Linked DNA regions of Homo sapiens: regions 1 and 3 are each linked to region 2. A link is a loop called in an ENCODE intact Hi-C map of the cell type or tissue named here. Cell type or tissue: heart left ventricle. All regions are shown on one strand. Each heading gives the region's core, and the rest is flanking DNA. Links, peaks and the distances in the headings are about the cores only. Region 1 overlaps GPR141 (G protein-coupled receptor 141). Region 2 overlaps ELMO1 (engulfment and cell motility 1). Region 3 has its middle 99 kb from the start of ANLN.

Region 1 (7,385 bases), core at 1,126-6,125, 530 kb before region 2:
CTGCTGACATCTTTGCTATATTTTTCAGCTGTTTTAAGGCTTAGGATATTAGTCTCCCATCCCCCCAAGTCCCAGAATTCATCAAAATGTCTTCATGCATTGGTGAAGAATTTGGATTCTCAGCTCTGAATTGGAAAAGCTACTGTTGTGAAAGAAGTTGCTTTGAGCTTTTCTCTCCTTGGGAGTCATGACCTCTTCACTAATTGCCTCAGCTGTGCTCCACTGTCTTCAAGCAAATAACTTCTGTATTTTACTTTATTTGATTTCTTGGATTATTCCTGGTGGGAGCTCTAATCAGTTGATCAACCTTCCATCCCATGAAGATGCAGAAGCTAACGCAATTTTTAATGTTTCAGTAGTGCAATACATTCTTACAGTCTTGAAATTAATTGAATTAACAAGAGAAAGGTAACTTCCTCCCCAACATACAAAGATTAGTTCCCTAACTTTTATAAATTTCAATTATAATGTAAATATGTTATAGTACTGTTATTTGTACATTTTAAAGTGCATCATCTAATCCCTGCTGGCAGCAGCCACACTCCATAACACCTTATCTTCACTCAATGCCTCAAGCTCTTTCTTGCCTTAGCACCAACACCTCTTCTCTCCCCTCCCCATCCATCTACTAATCCTTCAGGTCTTAAGTCTACTATCAGTTCTTTAGGGAAGTTTTCTCTGACTCCCATACTAGGTAAGATCTACTTGGTAAGATCTCTTTCAGAAGATAAGTCAGAGAACTCCTACACTACATGAGATCTATCTGACCTTCTCTTTTCTCCTCTTCTGAAGATAAAAGAATCACCTCTACAAGGGTGATTAAATAATCACTTGGGTTAATGGGTGCTGGTTGCTGGTATCTTCCCTCTTTCCCCTAGATTGTAAGCTCCTAAGCTCCACAAGGACAAGGACTGTGCATGTTTTTATTATTTTCCACTCTTTTATCCATAGCAATAGCCAACACATAGAAGATAGTCTCTAAATATGAAGTGGAAGAGTAATTAAATATTCATAACATGTAGCTAAGAGAACAATGCGTTACTTCAATTCTTGCTTCTACTACTGTTTGCAGTGTTACTGTGAACAAACTACTTAACCTCTCTGAGGCTTATTTCTCTCACCTAAAATGTGGATAAGCCCTACCTACCTCATATAGTCGTTATGAGACAAATTAGATAATTTATGCAAAATTAAAACAATATACAACATAATAATTAATATTGATTAATTGAGTAATTAATGAGTTGGGACAGTCTTGTTCTGTTGCCCAGGCTGGAGTGCAGTGGCATCATCATGGTTCACTGCAGCCTTGATCTCCTGTGCTCAAGTGATCCTCCCACCTCAGCCTTCCCAGTAGCTAGGACTACAGGTGTGCACCACCACGCCTGGCCTAACTTTTGTATTTTTTGTGGAGACAGGGTTTCACCATGTTGCCCAGGCTGGTCTCAAACTCCTCGGCTCAAGAAATCCACCTGCCTTGATCTCCCAAAATGTTGGGATTACAGGCATGGGGCACGATACTCGGCCAATATTGATTAATTTATGAGATAAATATCCAACGTATGAAGTGGAAAAAATCTTCTAGGAATATTTTAAACATCACCTTTTGGCTGCAAAATTCCTGCAAACTTCTGTTTTTCTGAGGGGTCTAGCAAGTGGGCAATAACTGGAATGGTAACTAACAGTGATGCTAATCCTAGCAATACTTTTTTTTTCTTTTCTTTTTTCTTTTTTTTTTTTTTTTTGAGATGGAGTTTCACTCTGTCACCCAGGCTGGAGTGCAGTGCTGGGATCTCGGCTCACCGCAACCTCCGCCTCCCGGCTTCAAGTGATTCTCCTGCCTCAGCCTCCGGAGTAGCTGGGATTACAGGTGCCTGCCACCACACCTGGCTTATTTTTTGTATTATAGTAGAGACGGAGTTTCACCATTTTGTCCAGGCTCTTCTTGAACTCCTGACCTCAGGTGATCCACCCGCCTCAGCCTCCCAAAGTGCTGGGATTACAAGCGTGAGCCACCCTGCCTGGCTGTAATACTTATCTGTGGTTTTCCTCATCCACGTCCCTGCTCCATTTGCTGGGACAAGTCACCATGTGTTATGGTGACATCACAGTTATTCCCAGGAGCTGGGGCTTCTTCCCATCCCAAAACCTAGGACCCAAGCTGTTTATAATAACATTCCTTGCCAGGCTGTATGATAATAAAAGCACCTGTAGATATAGCTGCAAAACATTCAGCTAGCCAAGCACATAGAGCCAAGTCCATATCTTCTCAGCCCCGCCCAGACCTATTCATGTACTCTATGTTACTCATTCTTGACTTGTCACCTGATATCTGGTTTTGGTTCTCTGCCTTACCTGACACACTTTGGCTCACTCCCCACCAGCTCCCTGGCTCAGACTCAGCGCTCTTGATTGTTTCCCAGGCAAACCCATCTGCCTGACTTTAAAGCCTAATTTTCCCTTCTAGGAAATGCCTCTTCATGTCTCAGCTCCCCCATATATTCTTGCTACTTTCCTGTGACTACATCTCCACCTCAAGCTTTGTAATAACCTTCTCCCAATCAGAACTAAGTTTTATCTGCGTCTCAGGAGATTCTGCATGAACCACTGCTGTGCCAATCCTCTCCTTACGACCATCTAGCTCTTATAAAGAGTCCTGCTCTGCTCCTTTGTTACATATCTATTACTGAGACTCCTTGGTGGTGCTGTTTATCTGCTCATTATCTTCATAACCTATTTATTGTTCCTATAGTGTAACCTTGAGGTCAAGTTCCATGATCCCACCTACCTATGATCACTTGTCCTGAAATTGAGTCCTGATAGGTTTTCCAGATGCTGCCTTTTATGTCTGCCTGAACTCAGCATGTTTCCAACTTCCAAATTCCTTTTTTATGGTGCTCTGTCCACACTTAATCAGGACATTGCACAAGACTTTCAGATGATCTGCATCAAATTGCAACATCTCCATTCTGTCCCATGGACTACAGCTAAAATTATCCTTCTGCTAAACCATGCACTCTCTCAATCTGCCTGCTGGGGGCAGACTCTCGCAACTCATCACTCTCAAGGTGAGGGGGCTCTGACTCTAGCCTAGGTAATAGGTTGTTGCAAAAGTAATTGCGGTTTTTGCCATTCAAAGCAATGACAAAAACCGCAATTACTTTTGCAACAACCTAATAACAAAAAGAGAGGTTGCAGTGAGCCGAGATCACGCCACTGCACTCCAGCCTGGGTGACAGAGTGAGACTCCATCTCAAAAAAAAAAAAAAAAAGAGAGAGAGAAAGAAAAGGAGAAGTTAGAAAGTTCTTCCTTCACGTTGTGCACATGTACCCTAGAACTTAAAGTATAATAAAAAAATAAAATAAATAAATAAATAAAAATAAAAAAAACAAACAAAGAAACCTCTCTTCCTCTTTACTTTGCTTCTTTCTACAAGGCACTTACTCCCTTATTGTCCCCTTGAAGACCACTTCATCTCATGTAATGGGCACCCTACTCCCAAGATGGCTCCCCAGCATCTAAAAGCAAAGCAAGAACTAGGATGGGGCCAAATGGAGGAACACCATGAAGCAATAAACATTTCAAGATTCACATTTAGTAAGAAAGGACAGAAAGCGATTGGGGCACAATTTTTTCCTAATGGGACAAAAAAATTATATATCTGTATAAGAAGTATTCCTTTGCGCCTGTAATCCCCGCACTTCGGGAGGCCGAGGCGGGCGGATCACGAGGTCAGGAGATTGAGACCATCCTGGCTAACTCGGTGAAACCCCGTCTCTACTAAAAATACAAAAAAAAAGAAAAATTAGCCGGGCGTTGTGGCGGGCGCCTGTAGTCCCAGCTACTCGGGAGGCTGAGGCAGGAGAATGGCGTGAACCCGGGAGGCGGAGCTTGCAGTGAGCCGAGATCCTGCCATTGCACTCCAGCCTGGGCGACAGAGTATTCCTTTGCATATGGGATGCTATTCTAGAGATTGATGGGAATTTTTAATTAGTTGACCTAAAATTTTCTCTCTACATTTCTTTCAGAGAGACACCTCGTTCTCCACGTGCATGACTTGCTTGCAGCCATGACTACATCCAGTGCCCGACCAGCAGAGCTGGACAATCACCTCCCCACCTATGCAGGTACAAGGGGGATTGCTACATACTCGTAACAGCCTGTCTCTAATCCCTGAGAAGAGATGAGTATGCAGGATCAATAACATGATTTTATCAGTATTACATTAAAGAACTGAATTCTCCAAATTGAATTTGAAACATTAAAATCTGCAGATAATTCTCATTTGAGTTTTAATTTTAGCAGTGTCACATTTATCCTCCAGGGCATATTTCTTTGTACAGTGGTTTATTTCAATAGCAATTAATAGCAACATCAATTCAGCCAAAGTAAACATATTTGTTTGAACTTAGACCGTTAAATATTTCCTAGTCTATTAATTTATGTGTCTGTTAGAGTTGGATGCCCACAAAGAATGAAGGAAATTTCGAGCCTTTTCACAAAATGGAAAGTTCAAAGCTTAACAACCTTGAAAGGAAATGTCTTCATTGCTAAAAAATTGAGCACATACAAAAATAATAAATGCTTCTCAGAAATGCTTCCAATACCTCACTTCAGAATATTAGCTTGCTATTTAGAACAGTCCCTGAGACTGTGGGAAAGCCAAGAGAATGTCTGAGAGACACAGTGAGCTGTGAAGCAGTGAGCCTGCCAGGTATGAGACAGACAAGCCTGAGAGACAAACACCATGGCCATGGCCGGGCCCTGGGACCCTGGAACAAGCAAGCCAGCACCTGCAGTCACAAAAACAAGTGCAACTGATGGCTTTGACGCGTGTTATATACAGAACCTGCCAAGTGTGGTTAAAACAAACACTTGCAGGTAAGAAATATGCAGTCTCTGATCAAACGAAAAGCTCTGTTTTCCTGGATGCCAGCTTTAGATGATATATGTTTAGATTTCTTAATATTCAGGTTCAGGTTTTGAAATTTGTCCTGAGCTTTGGGACACAGGCACTTTGAAGAGAAAACAACTGAAGCTTACAAGGTGCCCAGGATAGACTGTTTGAGATACACTTGTTATTATTATTTAGAGATCCACCTCACACTTTATTTTGTAGAAAAATATAGCATGTGCCGTAGCTCAGAATTTGGAACATGGTATGTGTCAAGTACTTCTGCAATGATTCAGTGAATTCATGAAAGAGAGCGAGAGATCAAGAAAGTGAGGGAGGAAAAGAGAGAAGAGAAAGAAGGGGGGAAACAAAGAAAAGGAATAAGAAAAAGAAAGAAGAGAAGAAGATGAAGGGAAAATAGGAGAGTAGGTTCTGAGGGTCCCAGCCAGTGATGCTGGTGTTATACTTAGGCATTGAACTGACCGTAATATTTTCCTGGGATCTGGTCTTTCTTTACACCTAGAAATGATTGAAATGTCTCAGTTACTTTCTCAGTTGATTCTCCAATATACTTTTGCTAAGGAGTGCAGCTGATCCCAGGAAAACCTGAAAGAAGGTAAGAGAGAGGTAGTTTCTGCTTCCACGGAGACAATCCATTCCAAATACAAGAAGCCAGGGAATTGTTTTTTAAACAACATTAACAACAGTTATTTGTTGATGCTACTTAGATATTTCACCTATATATCTTCATTGCGCTTTCTCTTCCCAAAATATTACCCCCACTCACACAGTCTTGCACATCTTTGAGGTGTAAACACAGACTGCATTTTCTTTCAAGCCCTTCAGGCCCCCGGGACATTCTCAGCTCCTTTCTCAAAAAGCTTTACAGGTGCCTTTCAGTCCTACCTTTGTTGTCTTATTCTCTGTTTTAATTATTTTAGTCATTTGTGGACTTGTTTTTAACTTTGAATTTCTTTCAAAACTAGCATATAATTTTTAAATAGTGGTCATGAGTTGTTAACTGAATGGGTGAAATAATGGTGAAAAAGTGCCCTGACTGGATTAAACATTTTTTGGATATGGCCACATTTGGATCTAGACCAACAACTGACATCAGGATCCCAGAAATAAACTGCAAACCCAGAGCCAGCTCTCTCAGGGGACAGGGCTGCCTCTCTGGCTGGCTGTGGACCTCCTTGTTCCACATGAGGATCCCCTCTTTACCTCTGTGATTGACCTTGGAAGGTCATCATGAAGCCTGGCCTCAAACTCTGATTTTCCCCTGCCCTCTGTCATGTCTCTGCTTAAAATCCTTCTTTGGTTACTGTTAGAGAAAAGAAAAAACTCTGAGTTCCTACCATGACATGTAAGCCCTTTGCAAGCTGGCCTCAGCTTCTATTTCAAGGGACACCTCCTCTCTAACCCCCTTCCTTCAGCCTCGAGCTGTGACTCAGACTTACCTGTCATTCTTGGAATGTTCTCTTTCATACCTCCAGCTTGCTTCTTGTTTCTCTAGGACCCAAATGTACAGCTAAACAACTAGAATGAAGTCCAAATTGCATCATCAATGATTTCACTTCTCTTTTTAAAAACTTTCCCTGGCATCCCATTGTCTATGGGAGCTGTGGGAACTGACATATTAGCTGACCTGACATACCAGGCCAGGCCTTGCTGGTATTTGTAGCTCTAAACAAGCCTCTGCCCTATCCTGGTGCACCAGGATTCTCCCATCCTGCCTGCATGATTCTCTTGTGATTCTGGTCTGATCTCATCCCACACACAAGAGAGCTCCTCAGGTCTTCCTGAGGCCTGGCTGGTGGCTATTCCCTTGTATCTTATCAACCCCCTTCCCAAAGCCTTGCCCACAACCTTGCTTGGGTCTCAGTGGTCATTGTCCATGGCCTGAGGACTACATCAATGTCAAAAGTGAGATATGGAAGTGGTTTCTGTGGCTGTTTTATAAGAAACCTATGGTAGAGCCAACATCAGAGACCAGCCTACAAAATGAGAGTCCTACACAATTTATAGAACCCTGAAAAATAACATTAAATAATCCAAATGCTCATTAGCGTGTAGACCTTAGTCACCAGAACCCCTCCCTGCACCATTTTAAAACAGACAAACAAGTATAACCTACTTTGGGATTTCTCACTTAATTTATTAAACAAGTGATATCACTCTAACTGTCTACTGTACAGTAGGTAGCAAAGATTCTGAAATGAATAAAACACATCACCGCTTTTAAATCTCCTGTTTGGTAGGAGAGAAAGAGGCACATCAATTATTTACAGAAACACCTATGGGTACGTGAAAAATGCTGCAAGAATTCAGAAAGAGCAGTAATTATTTAAGAGGTACTTGAGGATGAAGGCATCAAAATAAAGTAAAAGATGCTTGGGTACAGATATGTAGCAGTTACTGGATCTTGAAGGGTGCATTGAAGTTCTAGATGTAGAGAGGAGGAAATAAAGCACTCCAGGGAAAGAGAAG
Region 2 (7,385 bases), core at 880-5,879:
GATTGTAAACGCACCAATCAGTACTCTGTGTCTAGCTAAAGGTTTGTAAATGCACCAATCAGCTGTCTGTGTCTAGCTAATCAGGTAGGGGACTTGGAGAACTTTTCTGCCTAGCTATAGGATTGTAAACGCACCAATCAGCACTCTGTGTCTAGCTAAAGGTTTGTAAACACACCAGTCAGCACTCTGTGTCTAGCTAATCGGGTGGGGGACTTGGAGAACTTTTCTTTCTAGCTAAAGGATTGTAAATGCACCAATCAGTGCTCTGTGTCTAGCTAAAGGTTTGTAAATGCACCAGTCAGCATGCTGTCAGAACAGACCAATCAGCACTCTGTAAAATGGACCAATGCGCTCTCTTTAAAATGGACCAATCGGCAGGATATGGGCGGGGCCAAAGAAGGGAAAAAAAAGCAGGCCACCTGCGCCAGCAGCGGCAACCCCTTTGGGTCGCCTTCCATGCTGTGGAAGCTTTGTTCTTTTGCTCTTTGCAATAAATCTTGCTGCTGCTCACTCTTTGGGTCTGTGCCGCCTTTATGAGGTGTAACACTCACCGCGAAGGTCTGCAGCTTCATTCCTGAAGTCACCGAGACCAGGAACCCACCAGGAGGAATGAACAACTCCAGACATGCCGCCTTTATGAACTGTAACACTCACCGCGAAGGTCTGCAGCTTCACTCTTGAAGTCAGCGAGACCACGAACCCACCAGAAGGAAGAAACTCTGGACATGTCCGAACATCAGAAGGAACAAACTCTGGACACACCATCTTTAAGAACTGTAACACTCACTGTGAGGGTCCATGGCTTCATTCTTGAAGTCAGCAAGACCAAGAACCCACCAATTCCAGACACATTTTGGCCACCCAGATGGGACCATCGCCCATCGCCAGGCGGTGAGACTAATGCCTATTGCCAAATGGTGAGTACCGTCGGACCCCTTTTGCTTGCTATTCTGTCCTATTTTTCCTTAGAATTCGGGGGCTAAATACTGGGCACCTGTTGGCCAGTTAAAAGCGACTAGCGTGGCTGCCAGACTAAAGACACACGTGTCAGGCTTTCTGGGAAAGGGCTCTCTAACAATCCCTGACTCTTCGGAGTTGGGAGCGTTGGTTTGCCTGGAACCAGCTTCTGCTTTTCCTGTACTTCTGGGCTGAGCCGAGGGTCGACAGAGAGGAAAGCCATTCAGCTCTGGGATCCCAACAACAAGTTGGTTGACCCTGCAGCCATGAGCAGAACTCTCAAAGGCATGTCGTCCAAGCAGACTCGCCCATCTATCCTATCTATTCTGACCCTTGCCGCCTGGGTCCTAATGCCTGCCAGACAAACTTCCTCTCGCCTCTCTTCTCTGAGGCTAGTCCCACTTCTAAAAAACCACTCCCTGTCTCTGGTGCTTTTCTAGTTTCTCCTATAAGAATTATTTCTAGTATAAACTCCAGGACTCTGTTACCTTCTTTAGGTGCCCGGGCTCACCAATCAGAAAGATGTAATTTTTGCCCAAAGCCCCATTGTAGGGGGACTATCTGGAATTTTAGGATCCCTCCTCAGACAATCAGGCCTAACAAAAGCTATTCCTGAAGCTAGGATATGGTGAGCCTCAGAAATTGTATCCTTCCTATTCATATAAGTGAGGACAAAAGACATCACTCTTCCAACTCTGGAGATCCCTTCCCTCCCTCAGGGTACGACCCTCCACTTCATTTTTCGGGCATAACATCTTTATAGGACATGGGTAAGGTCCCAATACTAACGGGAGAATGCTTAAGACTCTAACAGGTTTTCGAGAATGTGTCAGTAAGGGCCATTAAATACAATTTTGCTCAGTCCTCTTTGTGGTCTAGGAGGACAGGCAAGGGTCCAGGTTTTCGAGAATGTGTCAATAAAGGCCACTAAATCTGACCTTCTTGGTCCTCCTTGTGGTCTGGGAGGAAAACTAGTGTTTCTGCTGCTGCATCAGTGAGTGCAACTATTCTGATCAGCAGGGTCCAGGGACCGTTGTGGGTTCTTGGGGAGGGGTTGTTTCTGCTACTGCATTAGTGAGCACAACTATTCCGATCAGCAGGGTCCAGGGACAGTTGTGGGTTCTTGGGGAGGGGGAGAAACAAACCAAAACCATGGGCGGTTTTGTCTTTCAGATGGAAAACACTGAGACATCAACAGGCTCACCCTTGAAATACATCCTAAGCCATTGGGACCAATTTGACCCACAAACCCTGAAAAAGAGGTGGCTCATTTTTTTCCTGCACTATGGCCTGGCCCCATATTCTCTCTCTGATGGGGAAAAATGGCCACCTGAGGGAAGTATAAATTACAGTAAGAAGGAAAAGCTAAATAATTTCTACAGATCATTCAGTACTGCTCAGTAGTACCATGTTGGAATTCACAGGGGAAGTATTATAACTTACTGTGTTTCAATTCATTTATTTTAAAGCCAGAAACTGCCTTGAAATGGCTGCTATACCAAAATACCGCATCCCCAAAACCTGGTGAATTCTCAGAAAAATCATTCTAGGTGAAGAGAAGCCAGTCTATGGTGGACTTGCCTTATATTTCAGCACCGATCCCAGTGTGATTTTATCATAGGCTTTCATCACTAAGAATGTGGTGCAGTCTCTTGGAGTACAAGGACAGCATTAGTAAGAATCTAGAATACATTTATGGGAATTGGAGAAATTAAATTTTGACATTCACTTAATTTTTGTGGTATTCTCTTTTTGCCACAGAGCATCTCTGGAAAGCACAAGATAATGCAGGTTTTTGTCAATCGAATCACTTTTCCCTATATCCCTTATTAATAACTGGGATAGTATTCTGAAACAAGTACTTTGCTTTCAAATACATTTTAGATTTAACCCATAAACCTAAAAGTAAAATAACAGTATATTTAAAAACACACATTTACTGAAATCTTATACAGTTATAGCTATATAGAATGCAGGAGGTCCCGGGGTGCTCTGCAGGGAAGCTCTGCCAGTCCTAGCCAGTCCACCAGACCCAGTCAGCCCCTTTCACCTGAAGGATCCTTGGGGGACATGGGTAAAGGGATTACCTGGGATGGTTCAGGCTGCATGAACTCACAGAGATGTGCCTGTTCCTCAGGGACCAGATCTTACACTGTCAGCCTCCTTGACACTTTGATCAGACCGGACTCTCTCTTTTCCTATCTGAAATGCTGCAGACCTCAGTTCTAATAACTTCTGAGGCATCCCTGGCCCCAACAAGCCAGGAAATTCCTTAGTGAACCAGAGCAGAAATAGCCACCAGATGGCGCAAACACACAGCCATTGGCTCTCAGCCAGTCCCCTGAACTCTGGCTGACCAGCTGCTGGGACATTCTGTTACGTTGCAACCCTGCTTATAAGCCTGAAACGTTTGAAGTTGTTTAAAGTTTAAAGGCCAAGACAGGGGTTCTTGGGGTCTCCTTAGAGGGCTCTAAAGCTTTCATCAGGACCCGGTAGGAACTAGAAGCATTGTTGGATGTGCAACTGGCCCCCCTATTAAATGGGATTTGCCTGATGTTCATGGCAGATGGGCTTTTTCCCAGGACCTGAGTCTCCCAACTCTCATTCCCAGTTATTTTTCCTTACTCTGTCATGAAAGTATTTTAAGTAGGGCAAGCAATTTTTGCTTTCTGCTTTAACATGGAAATATAGGAAAGAATGCACTGGAAATGGAAAGTCTATGAATGTTGGCTGTAAAAACAATAATAATGTATTTGGGGGTTGAAAGTACTGTCCCATTATTAAAATATGTGACAGTAATAACGTGAGGAGGGCAGGGTAGTAAAGGGAGTTAAAGTGAACCAGCATTGGTGGGGAGTTATGCAAAGCTGTATGGGGAAGTTTGATCTGACTCTTGACATGTGGTTCTCAGGTAAATAGAATCTTTTAGAATCATTTTTCAATTTTTTAAACAGTAGCCATTTCTGGAGCTGTATGTTCAGAGGTACTGTTGAGATTTCTGTTTTAATGGTAGGGAGCATTCGAGCCTCTTGAGCATTCTTTTCTTTTTATCTCTAACTTTTCTTTCCTCACTCCTAAAAATATTAAGGGGAATTTATTTTTATTTGTATTTTTTTTTTTTTTATTGAGACAGAGTCTCACTTTGTCACCCAGGCTGGAGTGCAGTGGTGCGATCTCGGCTCAACTGCCTCCTGGGCTCCAGCTATCCTACCACCTCAGGACCACAGGCGCTCACCACCAGGCCCAGCTATTTTTTTGTATTTGTGGTAGAGACAGCATTTCACCATGTTGCCCAGGCTGGTCTCAAACTCTTGAGCTCAAGCGACCCACCCGCCTTGGCCTCCCAAGGTGCTTGGATTACAGGTGTGAGCCATGGCGCCTGGCCATAAAGGGGAATTTTAAAAGGGAAGAGAAGCGAAAGTGGGTGGCCTATGAAGCTGCTGATGGGTCAAGCAAAAACTGTCAGGGAGTTTGGTTGCACACTTCACTGATTGGCAGGTGGGCATCCTTTTCAGGTGGCCCATTCGTCACAGGTGAAGAGAGGATTGCCAGCACCCTGCCTGTACATGTTCAGGGTTGCCTCTGTGCTGTCTTTCTTGGATGCTTTTGGTCAAATGACAGAGAGAATGGCATGCACTGTCTTCATGTTTAATTTTATATGCAGAGTTGTCTTAAAGTTGTAGCTGCTAGTTGGGCACAGTGGCTCTCTCCTATAATTTCAGCAGTTTGGGAGGCAGAGGAGAGAGGATCACTTGAGGCCAGGAGTTCAAGACTAGCCTGGGCAATAAAGTCACACTCTTGTCTCTACAAAAAAAAAAAAAAAATTAATTAGCTTGGCCTGGTGGCATGCGTCTGTAGTCCCAGCTGCTTGGGAGGCTGAGGCAGGAGGATCTCTTGAGCCCAGAAGGTCAAGGCTGCAGCAAGCTATGATTACATCACTGAATTCCAGCCTGGGCAACAGAGCGAAACCCTATCTGTCTGTGGGGGGATAAAAAACAAGTTGTAGCTGCACATGTAGGAAAGAAAAGGTTAGCTTTGGAAAGCTCTCTTGAAAAACTGAAGAAGATCAGGTTTATTTCCTGTCATTGAACCAAGTGAACCAAGCACATTAAGTCATGGGGCAGGGCCTCTGCACAGTGGGCTCTTCTCAGATAACTCAAGGTCTCGTGGGGCCATTTCCACTTCAGTGTAGCATCATCATACTTCCTAGGGGTGCAGAGAGATCAAGAACTCCCACTTAGAATACTTGCAGATCTTTCTTCTGTGATCCACCTTTGCTGTCAGCTGCATTGAGAAAGGACATCCAAACTGGTGCAGTGGGGCCCCTAAGGACAGTCCTAACACAAGCTCTCTGTCACTGTCTCAGGTGAAGAGTTGGCCCATGTTTTGCTCTTGCTGCAAGGCATGTGCTGTTGCCACCATTTCCATCTGTTTGGTGACTTTCGTATGGGATATGTTACTCCCTTCTTCCTACTCCGGCATGGGGAGGGAGCAAGGAGGAGTACTTATTGCTGGGAGTAATCTAATTTCAGAAGCACCCATGACCTGTGGACTCCTTCTGAAAAGGGGATGCATGAATAATTGTACTTTTAAAACTTTGTTTTGTTTTGAGACAGGGTCTTGTTCTTTTGCCCAGGCTGGAGTGCAGTGGCATCATCATGGCTCACTGCAACCTCCACCTCCCACCTCAGCCTCCCAAAATGCTGGGATTACAGATGTGGGCCACCATGTTCAGCCCGTTTTCATATTTTTAGAGGAACTATTTTAAGGGAAAAATTTTAAAAACAAATGACCTATGATTCATTACCATGATAATACTTGACCTTCGTTCTTCTTACTTTTTACGGTAATTAACTTTAACTCCAGACACAATTTCTCAGGAATGGTTATTGAACACCAGGTGAAGAGACAGGTTTCTTCCAGTCCTGTTTTTCCAAACTCCTTTCCTATTTAGCACGCATTGTGGTGCCTTAGGAGGGACATTTGTGGGCAGTTAGGGTTGAATCTGTTCTCTGGTCCACTAGGGGGCGCGCCTATCAAAGGCATGTGTGTGAGAAACTCTGCAGGCTGATGGCACTTCAATAAAGAGCAGCTCTGATGTGTTCATGAAGTGGAGGACTTAGTGGGGACTCTTCTAAGTGGGTAAGTTTAGCAGGTTCAGAAAAATGCTTTTCCAGCCAGAATCTTCCTCCTTCCCCCTTTTAGCTCAAAATCTCCAATAACTCTGTCCCCTGGCTGTGGCGGAAGGAGAGGCAACATATTAAACAGTGTCAATCCTTCGTCCCTGAGTGTATTGTGCAAACTTCCTTGGCATCCTTTCTTTGCACATGGCGCTTTGGAGCAAAAGGGCACCATCCAGCAGGTGCAAGGGTGACACATAGGGAACCAAGGGCAAAGAAACGTCAGGGTCTCGTAATGTATAAGCAAGTCAATTGTGTTTGAGGCTAATAAAACATAGCTTTTACGAGTGCAGCCTTTGGTGCCAGACTGCCTGGTTTTGCATCCCAGCTTCATTGCTCATTAGCTGTGTGATCTTGAACAATTTACCTAAGTGTTTCTTGCCTCATTAGTGAGTTGGATATAGTCGTATCTCCCACCCAGGCTTGTTATGGACATTAATGAGTTAATTGATGTTAAGTTCTGAGAAGCCTTGGCATGGAGCCAGTTTTAGTAAGTTTTTACAATTGATGATTGTCATTTGGATCTGATGGTGGAAATGAGTCTGCAGAATGCATTTACAGTAACCCAGATGACTGGGGACATTCTTCATTTGACTATAACCAGCTGGGTCTGAGAGTAGAAATACATGGCTTCAAAAACAGTTAATTGTCAGGAGTGGCATATCCCAAAGTCCATGAATTCTAGAGAATTTCGTAAGAGTGCTTAGCAGTGCAGGACTTTTATACCCCTCAAAGAGCCTCTTTAGTGAAGGAAGCGGTGGATTTTTTGCTCTGTATTTTTGCTACTCAGGAATTAGCATGTAGGCACATGGCCGAGGATGTCCTTATGCTGCCTGCTCTTGTGCAGATTTTCAAAAGCAGATAAGACTCAAAACCACAACATATATTAAATCAATATTACTGTCCATGACAGGAAGCATTTTTCAATTGGATGACTCCATCCACGATACCCTTTGGAGAGTGCCTTGGACCTAGGCTGGACAGTGCTAGGACAGAGGACCACCAGAGTCTGGCAGGGCTGAGTGGTGATGGGGTCCTGGTACCTGGGAAAGGTAGTTATAGGCATCCAGCACCTCTTCCTCTGATGATTTTCTGTAGGTGCTTGTACTCGTGATTTTGCCTCTAGTAGGATCATATCAAAGCACCCCTGAGAATCATGCTGGTTATTCTGGGGTGCAGGCAAGAGAGGGAAGGAATGACCAGTTAAGAGTCCTGTGATCCAGTTACCTGCTTCCCATTGACCTGCTT
Region 3 (7,385 bases), core at 1,269-6,268, 710 kb after region 2:
AATGCAATGTAAAATCACAGAGATCCCCTACGTACCCACCAGTATGGCCAAAAATGAAAAGATTGAGAGCAGCAAGTGTTGGCAAGGATGTAGAACAACTGAAGCTCTCATATAGAAGCACTTTTGAAAAGCTTCTTATAAAACTAATTATGCACTACCCTATGACCCAGCAAGCTCTCCCCTAAATATCAACTATCGCATGTCTACAGAAAGACTTGTAAAACAATGCCCATAGCAGCTTCATTCATAAAAGCTAAAACCTAGAAACTGTCCAGTTGTCCATCAATATAAACACATGACATACCACTCAGCAATATAAAATCAACTACTGATATGCACAACATAAATGAGTCTCAAAATTATGCTGAATATATATATGTTGACTATATATATGCATATATATATGAAATTCTGGAAGAGGTAAAACTAATCTACGATGCAAAAAATCAGAAAAGTGTTTTGGGGATAGGAGAGCTGGAGATTGACTGGGAAACAATATGAAATAATTTTCTGGAATAATCTATTTTGATAAAGGTTTCAGTTACATAAATAGATGCACTTACCGAAACTCATGGAATGAAACACATATGGTTTGTGCATATCATTGCATATAAATATTATGGACAGATGGAAGGCTGGGTGTGTGAACGCATGAATATGTGTATCTACTATCTACCTTCATAAAAATTAGCCAAGGAGGACTTTTAAAAGCACCTTAAGAATGACATATTGGTATATGTAGTCCTATAGATGAATAATTTTTCTAACAAATCTTCAAAGTCTATAAAAGATTTAGTCCATTAAAATGTTACAAAGTTTATTGTTTCCTGCAATATTTTTACAGGTATATAAAAAGAGCTCTCGTCCATGCTTTTGCTAAGTTACTAATTTCATTACAAGAAAGAAACAACAGGGAAGAAAAAGATTGTATACCCCTAAACTGTAGACTATAAATAGGGTTATAATTTGGCACAGGGAAAGAAATAAGGGAAAGGAGAAAAAGGATAATTAGGATGCAAAAAAGGAACATGGTTTATGAATTACCTTGAAAGCACAATTTTAAAATATAACTATTGTATACCCCTAAACTTTAGACTATAAATGGGTTATAGTTTGGCACAGGGAAAGAAATAAGGGAAAGGAGAAAAAGGATAATTAGGATGCAAAAAAGGAACATGGTTTATGAATTGCCTTGAAAGCATAATTTTAAAATATAACTACTTTAATTCATTCCCATCCTGAGACAATGCACAGAATAAAGCCAACAGTTCCTCCCTGGCCTGCTGACAACTTGATTAAGCCAAGTGACTTCTGATGTCCCCATTCAAAGGAGCAGAAATCCAAGCTAGTGCACAATGCGCAAAAGGAAGTGAGAGACGTTAATGAGATGTTGGATCATTTTGCAGACAACATCAAGGTTGACTAGCTGTGTGGACCAAGTGCACTGCAGGAGTCTCCAACCACTGGAAAATCTGACATTTGCAGAGCTGACTGTTTTGTTCTCCAGCACTGCAACCCTGCTCCCTCCCCAAGCCAGTACGGTGCTCTGCAAAGGTGCCAGCAAGAGCCTTTCCCTCCATCCATCAGAGAGCAAATTGTTCACTATGCAACCATATTCTTTCTCATGGATGCCAAAGAAAATAAAAAATAATGCAGAATATTGGCAAAAAGCCAAACATAGGCAAGGAACTTGAAGTTTTAGCATTTTACTAATTTATAAAGTGGAAACCGATGCAACATTAAGCCTGTTTAGAGCCAGGCCAGTTTGAGTGTTGGCTCTGCCGTGGAACATTAGGAAAGCTACTTAACCACTCTGACCCTCAGGCTCCTCATATTCGTATATCCTTATATTTAACACAGGACTTCTATGAGGACTAGATGAAACAACACATAAAGCACCTAACACAAGTCCACATTATCTTATTCACATTCTCCAAATCCAAAAAGCTCTGACAACCAAAGATTTGTTTCATAGCTCACTTTGGAGGCACACCCTGACCTGCCATGACATGAGGACATTTAGGCTTTATTTATCCCACTTAATATGAACATTTATGTTTCCCTGCAGAAAAATTAATGGGTTGATTATAGGGAGTTGTCCTAGACCCTTCCAGAGCATTATGTAATATATAGCATATGCATAATATTAGCTCTACATATTCAAAACGTTCTGAATTCCAAAGTACATCTGGCCCAAAGAATTTCAGATAAGGAACTGTGAACCAGAGGACATCCTCATTTGATTATTAATTTATAAATCCCCTATGCCCAGTTCATTGAGTACCAAGACCTCCTATGTATGCTTTCAATTTATGATAAAAGAGCTTATGTGAGCGTTTATGGCTGTTTTGAGTAAATTCTATGATATCAGTGAGTTCAGGGTCATCTTCCAAAAGAGAAGCAGAGTTTCTGGGCAAAGCATTCCGCTACTTCTAGACAGCACTTGAGTCTCAAGGCACAAAGCTTAAGGAGGAAAAGTTATAACCTCTCTTGTTCAGGAAACACCATTGAACAAATGAATGGAGTCAAGTTAAAGGAAACAAGGAATGGCCATACCGTAGAAGCCTGCTGAACTCCATCAGGAGCCTGGAAAAGACACTGAGGAGCACTGAGTGATTTGCCTTCTCCCTCCCAGGGTAGGTGCAAACTGCCGACTCCAGGAAGCACTCTAGGAGCTATTCAGTTGGTGCAAAAGTAATTGTGATTTAACAATTAGTGCAGTTAGGAGTGCAGCTTCAGAGCAAGTTTTCATACTACATGGCTGGTCTGCAATGCAGCAGATGGCAAGCACATGGAAATTTGGAAAGATCTAACTTGTAGGAACTGGTTTTGGGCAAAGACTTCATGACTAAAACACCAAAAGCAATGGCAACAAAAGCCAAAATTGACAAATGGGATCTAATTAAACTAAAGAGTTTCTGCACAGCAAAAGAAACTATCATCAGAGTGAATAGGGAGAAAATGTTTGCAATCTATCCATGTGACAAAGGGCTAATATCCAGAATCTACAAGGAACTTAAACAAACTTAAACAAATTTACAAGAAAAAAACAAACAACCCCATCCAAAAGTGGGCAAAGGATATGAACAGACACTTCTCAAAAGAAGACATTTATGCGGCCAAAAAACATATGAAAGAAAAGCTCATCATCATTGGTCATTAGAGAAATGCAAATCAAAACCACAATGAGATACCATCTCATGCCAGTTAGAATGGTGATCATTAAAAAGTCGGGAAACAACAGGTGCTGGAGAGGATGTGGGGCAATAGGAGCGCTTTTACACTGTTGGTGGGAGTGTAAATTAGTTCAGCCATTGTAGAAGACAGTGTGGCGATTCCTCAAGGATCTAGAACCAGAAATACCATTTGACCCAGCAATCTCTGGTATATACCCAAAGGATTATAAATCATTCTACTATAAAGACACATGAACACGTATGTTTATTGCAGCACTATTCACAATAGCAAAGACTTGGAACCAATCCAAATGCCCATCAATGACAGACTGAATAAAGAAAATGTGGCACATATACACCATGGAATACTATGCAGCCATAAAAAAGGATGGGTTCATGTCCTTTGCAGAGACCTGGATAAAGCTGGAAACCATCAATCTCAGCAAACTAACACAGGAACAGAAAACCAAACACTGCACGTTCTCACTCATAAGTGAGAGTTGAACAATGAGAACATGCGGACACAGGGAGGGGAACATCACAAACTGGGGCCTGTCAGGGGGTGGGGGGCTAGTGGAAGGATAGCATTAGGAGAAATACCTAATGTAGATGAGGGGTTGATGGGTGCAGCACACCACCATGGCACGTGTATACCTATGTAACAAACCTGCTCATTCTGCACATGTATCCCAGAACTTAAAGTATAATTTAAAAAAAAAAAAGGAAGAAGAAGAAGCACTGGTTTTGGGGAATTGCATAAATTAAATATACAGTAAGATACAACTATAAAAAATAAATAGCTCTCCATTCATTTCAGGCTGCTTAATTCTTTAGCATACGTTTATCTGAAGGGTGTCATACACTTGTACTCATTTTTAACTACATCTAAAGCTGAATTAATAATAAAATCCTTAACTTTATCAAGAGCATAAGTAATCAATCTTTCAATGCTTTTCAAATGCCACATCGGAGGATATCAAAGCATTGTGGCAAAACTACTAGTGAAGTATTGGCACCATCTGATGGGTGAGATTGGAAACTGCAAGTGTACATGTACCACTTAAAGCTGAAGTTATAAACTTTGACAAGCCAGTGTTATTTCCTCAAGTGCTGATCTCCTTCCAAAATTTTCATCATAAATCCGGCAAATTCACACTAACAGACTGATAGTCACACTAGTAGACTGAGATATTAATCAAGTTGTTAAAAGAAAACATAAATGTAAATATTTTTTAAAGAACTCTTTTATAAGAATTAAAATAAAAGACATACACAAATATACATATCTTTTTTTCACAGGTGTGTTTAAATTTAGTTCTCTTTGAGACCTGGACAGTGCACATTGGTTGTTTACATAAGGAAGAGGTTGTATATTTAGGTTGGTGCAAACGTAATTGCAGTTTTTGCCATTACTTTTAATTGCAAAAACCACTATTAAAAGTAATGGCAAAAACTACAATTACATTTGCACCAACCTAATACAATTCATTCTACAGACTCCTGCTCAAAGAAAAGCCCTATTCTTATGATACATGTGATAAATAAAAAGGAATATTTGAGCTGTATGGGCAATCTCTTTTTATGTTTTCCCACTTTATGTGACTTTTTAAACTGATTGATTGCATTAGATAAAAGGGCTTCTTCTGGGCCAGGTGTGGTGGCTCATGCCTGTAATCCCAGCACTTTGGGAGGATGAGGCGGGCTGATCACTTGAGGTCAGGAGTTCGAGACCAGCCTGGACAACATTGTGAAACCTTGTCTTTACTAAAAATACAAAAATTTGCCAGGCATGGAGGCACATGCCTGTAATCCCAGCTACTAGGGAGGCTGAGGTTGCAGTGAAACGAGATCACACCACTGCACTCCAGCCTGGGCAACAGAGCGACACCCTGTCTCAAAAAACAAAGGTAGGGGGCTTCTTCTGAGTATGTATATATAAATATATATATATATAAATATATATAAATATATATATAAATATATATAAATATATATATAAATATATATAAATATATATATAAATATATATAAATATATATATATATAAATATATATAAATATATATATATAAATATATATATATATAAATATATAAATATATATATATATAAATATATATATATATGCCCTTTTATCTAATGCAATCAATTATATATATATATAATTAGGTTCCCAACAGTCAATACTTTTAATTTTTTCACTCTTCCTCAGAAAATTTTACATAACATTTAAATGTATTAAATAAATAATAAAGACACAAATATTTTGATTAATCATTCTTCGCCTTCGGCCTAGATATGAAAATCAGGGAGACTGAAAAACTGTGGCAATTGTGGAAATAAACAAAGATTACCCAAAGGAGAACAGAGAAGGACTATTTATTCAGAACTTGCTCTAGCAAGGGAGTCAGCTACTGTCACTCGAATTTGGCAGAGACTCAAAGGCAGGCAGAGGAAGGCTTTATAGCAGGGAAAAAAATGGGGAATGCTCCAGTGTGCCCTGATTAGAGGCTGTTGGCATGGGGAAGCTGGAGGTGGTTAGGAAGAAGCAGGGCATCCTATGTGATTGGTTAGGGAAACATATTTGGCTTTCTCTGGTTGGTCTTAAGTTGGACACGGACAAAAACTATGGAAGCTGTCCATTAGTAATTAAGTGACCTCTCAGGGTTAGGGATCTTGGTTATCCTTCCATCCAGGAAAGAGGCCCACACAGCCCCAGAAGCAGACTCCAGCCATTTGGGTGGGGAATTCTGAGGACCAGATACCTGCACATGGTCCAGAAAGGGAAACGCAGGCCCTGGGTGGTCATGTCCCCTTGGCCTTGCAGAGGAGGTGCAAGGTTGGAGATGGGCTGGAGGAGGGGGGCAGGGAGGCAGTCCAAAGCTTGGAGCCCAAGGGAGGGGCCCTGTTGTCTGAGAAGCCACTGTCCTGAGCCTTTGTAAAAACACGAATCTCCCATGATGCTCTTTTCCACTTCCTAACAGCCTCTTATCTGCAGATCCTGGAGTGAGACTTTGAATTCTCCTTTGGCTAAGAGAGTTGTCTCTCACCACCAAAGGCTTACTCAGGGAAAGAATAAAAATTATTACAGGTAACCCTCCAGGCAGGGTCCAAATTTATATTCTCAGTAATTTTAGCAATAGTCACAAAACTTTATTTACATAAATCCATAACAAAAAGTAAAATTAATGTCCCAATTTCAAATATTCTGTCTCACTGGTAAACCAGTTTTCTGGACTTCTAGTTCCAGGAATATGATCACTGTGTGTGTTTGTATTGGCCATCAGGAATAGGTCTGGGATCTTCTTATGCCTTAAGACAAATGGAGGTTATAAACTATTTATGTTAAAAGAGAGAGGGAGGGAGGGAAGGAAAAAGGGATGGAGTCCTATCCGAGAGTCCTTGGTTATTTACCTTTTATAAATTAATTCCCACTAGCCAGTGTGTCAAGGTCAGCAATGACAATATCTTCCAACCCTGATATGTTCTGCATTTGAAACATGTCAAGAGTCGCTTGAGATGACTTACCTATTTTGTTGTCAAACCTATTGCTTAACTTTTCAGCTATTCTTGCCACTGCTCTGAGACAAACAGTGGAATTCAAGAGTTAGTTTTATGACCAGGCTTAAGAGTTTTTCTAAAACACTTCCAGCCAGTGAGCTCAAAACATTCCTTTTCTTAAAAACAGAATTTATTGTACACAACCTTACTGTGACAGGAGAAAGTGTTAAAATTAAAATTCAGAAGAAGCCCTTTTATCTAATGCAATCAATTAATTGAAAAAGTCACATCAAGTGAGAAAGCAAAATAAGAGATTGCATACACACACAGCTCAAATATTCCTTTTTATTCATCACATGTATTGTAAGCACAGCCCTTTTCTTTAAGCAGGAGTCTGTAGAATGAATTATATAACCTCTTCCTTATGTAAACAAACAATGTGCACTGTCCAGGTCTCTAAAGAGAACTAAATTTAAAGAAACTGATGAAGTAATCTCAGAGCATTGTTCTTCTAGATTTCTACTCTTTTTCCCTTTTGTACTTAATATGGCCGCAGTTTCTTTTTTTTAATTTATTTTTATTTTTTGAGACGGAGTCTCACCCTGTCACCCAGGCTGGAGTGCAGTGGCGCAACCTCAGCTCGCTGCAACCTCCACCTCCCGGGTTCAAGCGATTCTCCTGCCTCAGCCTCCCGAGTAGCTGAGACTAC

Evidence for each region. Hi-C counts contacts between places; a loop is a spot of excess contacts. Peaks named below come from ENCODE experiments on the same cell type or tissue, not always from the same donor. Only the 100,000 strongest peaks of a DNase experiment are listed, where the experiment ranks them.
Region 1: it touches region 2 in a loop (2.9-fold over the local background); 5 of 110 quality-filtered maps call a loop at or near these places.
Region 3: a loop joins it to region 2, with 10 times the contacts of the local background. A loop is called at or near these places in 73 of 110 quality-filtered maps.

Annotation. Positions count from the first base shown.
Region 1 is chr7:37,728,032-37,735,416 of GRCh38, reverse strand. The region is part of intron 2 of GPR141 (G protein-coupled receptor 141); the gene reads right to left. Among named protein-coding and RNA genes, the nearest start is that of GPR141, 48 kb to the right of the region's middle. RefSeq lists a silencer at 6,271-6,380. In heart left ventricle, for the core only: a CTCF peak has its summit at 3,036 (motif pointing right); a DNase peak (open chromatin) is centred at 3,046; H3K27ac peaks cover 40 bases.
Region 2 is chr7:37,197,641-37,205,025 of GRCh38, reverse strand. All of the region lies in intron 13 of ELMO1 (engulfment and cell motility 1), which reads left to right. Among named protein-coding and RNA genes, the nearest start is that of ELMO1-AS1, 200 kb to the right of the region's middle. RefSeq lists enhancers at 1-1,008, 5,948-6,007. In heart left ventricle, for the core only: CTCF peaks have their summits at 3,249 (motif pointing right) and 5,773; a DNase peak (open chromatin) is centred at 3,285; H3K27ac peaks cover 614 bases.
Region 3 is chr7:36,484,744-36,492,128 of GRCh38, reverse strand. No RefSeq gene overlaps it. Among named protein-coding and RNA genes, the nearest start is that of ANLN, 99 kb to the right of the region's middle. In heart left ventricle, for the core only: a CTCF peak has its summit at 4,201; no DNase peak of the experiment used is centred there.